Linked DNA regions of Homo sapiens: region 2 is linked to region 1. A link is an interaction called in ENCODE POLR2A ChIA-PET data of the cell type or tissue named here. Cell type or tissue: PC-3. All regions are shown on one strand. Links, peaks and the distances in the headings refer to the core of each region. The heading gives the core; the rest is flanking DNA. Region 1 has its middle 120 kb from the start of KYNU. Region 2 overlaps LINC01412 (long intergenic non-protein coding RNA 1412).

The links. ChIA-PET counts read pairs that join two places held together with the same protein. Peaks named below come from ENCODE experiments on the same cell type or tissue, not always from the same donor. Only the 100,000 strongest peaks of a DNase experiment are listed, where the experiment ranks them.
Region 2: POLR2A ChIA-PET joins it to region 1 with 5 read pairs; 1 of 35 experiments calls an interaction of 5 or more read pairs at or near these places.

Annotation. Positions count from the first base shown.
Region 1 is chr2:142,755,303-142,758,127 of GRCh38, forward strand. No RefSeq gene overlaps it. Among named protein-coding and RNA genes, the nearest start is that of KYNU, 120 kb to the right of the region's middle. In PC-3, for the core only: no CTCF peak of the experiment used is centred there; a DNase peak (open chromatin) is centred at 1,299; H3K27ac peaks cover 880 bases.
Region 2 is chr2:144,529,706-144,532,530 of GRCh38, forward strand. The region is part of intron 1 of LINC01412 (long intergenic non-protein coding RNA 1412); the gene reads left to right. Among named protein-coding and RNA genes, the nearest start is that of LINC02993, 6.7 kb to the left of the region's middle. In PC-3, for the core only: no CTCF peak of the experiment used is centred there; no DNase peak of the experiment used is centred there; H3K4me3 peaks cover 452 bases; H3K27ac peaks cover 1,395 bases.

The DNA.
Region 1 (2,825 bases), core at 299-2,798:
ATGGCATTTTGGGACATGCCCTGGACCAGAGTGGAAGCTCACTGCCCTAAAGGGTGAGTCCCAGGTCAGGCAGCATTCACCACAGAATTAAATTAATACCACAGAATTTAATTCTGTGGTATTAAAGGGATACCACAGAAATACACAAGTTCTTTAAATGCCACTATGAACAAAATCTATGAGATGCCTGGGCTGGCTTTGCAATTCCACTGTTCTAAAATATGTAGTCCAGAGGCCTGAAGATCATGCAGTCCAGCAGCCTGAAGTTCATCCAGTCCAGTCTACTACTACTGGCACTAGAGCACTCCTCCCAGAGGCCATAGGTTGGACCCACCCACCCTGCTATTACTACTACAGCTGCACTCACCTGCATGTACTACTTGCAGGCCTAGAGATGACTGGTTAATTGATAATCAGTGAACAGGAGACAATAAGGCAACCCAGAGATTAACAACAATAGAAGTCCCTACATTCTCCACTACTACACTAAAGAGACAAATTAAGAAGGTGGTTTTTACCAGGGATCAAGAACCAGGATTATCTAGTGGAATCTAGGGCTGTGTTCACACTGACTTGTCAGCACATCCTTTCTATATAGGACAGTGATTATCAAATTTTATGTACATAAATGTTACATGAGCAATTGCTTAAAATGCAGGTTCCCAGAACTCACCACCAGAGATTCTGTTTCAGTAGAATCTAGTGGTATTAATCCCAGGAACATGTAAAACAAATGCCCCTTGGTGATTTTAATATATGTGGTCCCGGGGTCACATTTGTAAGTGCATCGTTCAGGAGAGATTTTCATGGAAGGACAAATCATAGCAAAACTGCTATTTGGAAAGAAATCAGCCCAATGTTGGGTGAGAAGTGATGGAATCAGAAAATGTTCTGAATGCATTAATTTTATGTTTCCATTAATGCCTTTCTCTTCCATTGCTTTTCTTAGACTCTATGCTGATCACATTCTACCCCTCTCAAAAAAAAATTTGAACTTAAAGGTATATACTAATTAGGATTCTTTAAGATTGCAAGTAATAGAGACAGATTCAGGTTGCCTCAGGATTTTGTACCAAGTAACTGAGGAGTAAAAAGAGCAAAGAAAACTATTTTAAATGACAGCACAGCTGCTTCTGTAAAACTGAGATTGTAAACCATTATTTAGGACATTATATTTAACGTCAATTCTGGTGACCCAATAGAAGGTCTCATGACCTCGTCTTTTTTATACCCTCAGATACATGAGGTTTGCACCTCTACTTCCTTAGTCACTCTTATGACTCAGTTTTCTTATTACCTCCTTCTTTTTGTGTGCCTTTTTCTCTAACTCCACATCCTCCTCAAATGATTCATTCATTGCTAACTCTGAACTTAAAGCTATTTATCTCTTTGCATTCAAAGATGCCCAAAAATGTTGCAATCAAGTAAATGAGATAATGAGATAGTATCCTATATGGAGCCTATATTCAATAGAGGTCTCAGATTTGTTTAGGTTCTTCAGCAAGAATCATATTCCAGTCCTGCTTTAAGACTGCATGCCTCAATATTTCTTCACATGTTATTAATGGACAGTCACTCAAGTAATTTCAGCACATGATGAATTTTACCAATTTCATTTTGATTTTTTTCTAAAGTCCATCTCAAAATTATGAATACTTGACTGTTAAACACATGTGCTCACCAAATATTCAATACAGAAAATGAATTATCTGCTACTCAAATATTTCTACTAAAGATGTTTTCATAATATTATCTGTTTGCTTAATCTGTCATTGCAGATCATTTATCATTCCAAGAATCTTTCTAAGAAGCTAGCAACTGCTTCACTAAAACATTAATTAATACATACTAATGATGTCTGAAAGATATGTAGAATATATATAATCATCTATTCTTTCTCCAATAGAATAGCTACACAAATATTTAAAAGCATCTATTATGGCTCTCTGAAGTCTTTTTTTTTTTTTTTTTTTTTTTTTGAGGCAGAGTCTTGCTTCATCGCCCAGGCTGGAATGCAGTGACATGATCATGGCTCATTGCAGCCTCGACCTTCTGGGCTCAAGCAATCCTCCCACCTCAGCCTCCCAATTAGCCAGGACTACAGGAACACTTCATCACACCCAGCTAATTTTTGTGTAGATATGGGGGTCTCACTGTGTTGTCCAGGCTAATCTCAAAATCAAGCAATCCCCCCAACTCAGCCTCCCAAAGCATTGGAATTAGAGGCATGAGCCACTGCACTCAGCTCTCTTAAATCTTTTTATCTCCAGACTAAATTCACCAAGTTCCTTTAATCTTTCCTCATGGGTCAGAGTTTTCAGACACTTCATTGTTCTGAACATACACTTATTTGCCAATGACTCTGTTACCTTGTGGTGTATAGTGTTAGAGAAAATATTTCAAGTGTGAATGCTTAGTAGATGGGGGTCCATTCTTTATATGGACATGATATTGGATTGATACAACTTACTACCATGTCATGATAATATTTTTAGCGGCATGATCAGGGTGTTGACACATGCTGAACTTATCATGGTCAACAAAACACAAGACTTTACTATGATAGTACAAAGGTACTATCATACTGTTTCTTCCTAGTCATTACCTACACAATCATTGTTTTATCTTTACTAATAAAGGCATAAATTGGCATTTGTTTCTCTTAAATTTTCTATTAATTTTATTCTATTACTGATTTTTGTAAGAGTGATTTGAAATATTAAATCATTTAATTTTAGAACCAAAAATACATTTTCATCTGCAGAGTCAAAATAACCAGAGTTGACAAGATAATCTCTGTAGTCCAGAGTTATTTGACCTGCCCT
Region 2 (2,825 bases), core at 197-2,696, 1.8 Mb after region 1:
AGTGTCAAAGATCCTATTTGTTCAAGGTAAATATAAGAGGGTCTCAATATTGTTCAAAACTCTTTACCTAGTCTTGCCATAACTTCAGAGGTGTGAAGGAGTGGGGAGACATAGAGGGATGGAATAGCACTGAGAAAGTTTGCCTGCACTATCTTTTTCCACCCCCCAACCCCTCTTGCCCCCAGTTGAATGCTGAAACAGCTACTTTAAAAAAGAAAAGAAAAAAGTAAGACTATGTATAGAGTACAGACATTGCTTCACTCTCCTGCCTGCAAATTTGGGAGTAGGGTTGTGTCAGCAGGTCCTGGCATGATCTACTGTGTATGTGACTCTGCTACCCTATGCCCTAGAAAGGAGGGTGTCCGGGGAGGATTGGGCTGTGGACACAGGGAGCATATTGTTCCAATGGTTCTGCTACAGTGCAAACCAGGCTTCTTTCTCTCTCTCTGGAACTAACTTTGCTACACATGCAAAAAAATCTGTTCCTATTAGGTTTTTCCCTGGCCATTGTGGAAGCATAAGTATGGCTCCTGTGGCAAAGGCATAATTTCTCTGTGTTGAGGGAAGCTGGCTTACCTGTTGTTCTTGGCACTCAGCTAGCACCCTTCTAGACAAGAGGGAAAGAACAAAGCTGAAAGTTCACAGAAAATATTTGGTGTTTTAAAACAAGAAGGAAAAATTAAAACCCCATTCTTTTAAAGCTTAATTTATCTATCTTCTAAGAATTTGGAATTTCAGTTTAGAGAAATCAGTATAGTCCTGAGTTATATTATTACCTAATGTCACATAGCTCTATGGGATATTGAAATATTATTTGTTACAGCCTAAAGATGATCTATATTCAAGTTTTGCTTCTCCCAAGGAGGATTCTTGCATGGTTGAAGAAAACATTCAGGGTTAGGTGAAATATGCTTGTGAATGACATTTGAAATCACCTTGGACTTTGAATTTGAGGGACAGTAATGCTTTTATGATATTAACGCAAAGCACCGTCACTTGGAAAATTTTAAACTATTGCTTCATTTATGATCTCCAAATAGTAATTTATTTGACAAAGGAAGGTGATTTATCACGGATGTCTCTTTTGCAACCCCCTGGAACAGTGCCTATTATATAGTAATATTTGTTGCTGTTTGTGGAATCCGTCATTCATTTAGAAGCTTTAGGGAGATACAAACTGATCTCCTACTGAAAACTTACAACTTGAGATAAGAATGAGGACAGATGAGGGTAGCAGGCAGGGACCATGGGTACTTAAGACCCTACACGCTCCTTTTTACAGACTTATGTACTTGATTACATTGTTTAACACAAACTGTTTTATTCCTCTTTTTTTGTGTCACTTTTATACACAGCCTAAAAAAGAATTGAAGGAGCAAAAACAGAGCTGCATGTGTATGTTTGTCTCATTCTTTAAATAGATGACTCAGATGAGCCTTCTTGTAGTTTGTTTTTAAGTAAACACATGAAAATATAATAGGTTTTCTCTGATAAAGGAAAGAAATAATAAGGAGAGAATGGAATGAACTAGAAGAGGTGTGTTGCTTAGGAAGGCAAGGTGAAGTAGTAATTTAGGATAAATGATCCCTTTCCCCTCCAATCCCACACAATAACTAAAGAAGGAAAACAGAGAAGATGAGTTTTGTTTTGTTTTTCCTTCTATAAGTAAATGGACAGGCTCTACAGATAATGGGTTCGATGATTTTCTTGCTAGCAGCTTCATTTTCATGTAGAACAACTGGTTGCCCAAAGGTATTAAGGGGAAAGTTTGAGCCCTGATTTTAATGCTTTCTCCAATACCCTTCCCGCCCTCTTTTTGCTCCCCCCTGTTTTCGGCCTTATTTCTTGGGGCCCTCACCTCTTCTTACCTTTCTTTTGATACTCTGTATTTAGAGGGAATATGCTTTCAATGCTAGGCTTGTTCACAGCCTTCAACATGCTTAGCCTTTAAATAATAAGATATGACCCTAAGATTTGAAAATTTCATTGTGCTACAGAATATTGCCTAGAGGAAATGGAATGTTTACCTGAACTATGTTATGACAAAGGACAGTTCAATACTATTATTACATGCCCAGTACCTACCATAGTGCTTGGTTCATGAGAGGAGCTGTGTAAATGTCTGATGAATGAGTGAATGAATGTACGTATGCATAAATGCTATAAAAAAAGCCAGACTTAAGATAACAGATACCATTTGTTCTACATGGCAAATTAAAGTTAAAAGGTATGAATGCAGGTGCAAGAATCACCTGTGGGTACAAACGGAATTCTGATATTATTTTTGAATTCTGGGTATGATATTTTATTTCCGAAATGAAATACCTAAATCATTTAAAAAGCAATATAGATATATAACAGTTCCTCATTCGCTCACTTGCAAAGGAAATTTTCAATACAAATAAAGTCATACATATTTATACTAGGGTAATTCAAAATAACTTCCTCACATAAGCACTGCTACGTTCAAATAAAATCTTGCCAACACTTCTGAGTACATTGGTTTAAGAAAAAAATGCTCCCCGTAGCGTCCGAACTATTTAAAAATCTCACAGGCTTCTTCAACATACATCAGTTATCTCTCTTCAAATCACTGACAATAATTTAAAAACTGCTTCATCAGAACAAATGCTACCCTTTCTCCTACTCTAGTTAGAACCTGATCTTCTAAAAAGGACCATATTTACAGCTTCTTTTGAAATTTTAAAACCATTTGGCTGATATGTTTTTGCTACATTTTTTCCTGATTTAATTACTGGGACATTTGCATGAAAACAGGAAAATAGGGACATAAGATTTTTGTCTTGTGAGTTCATCTGTTTCTG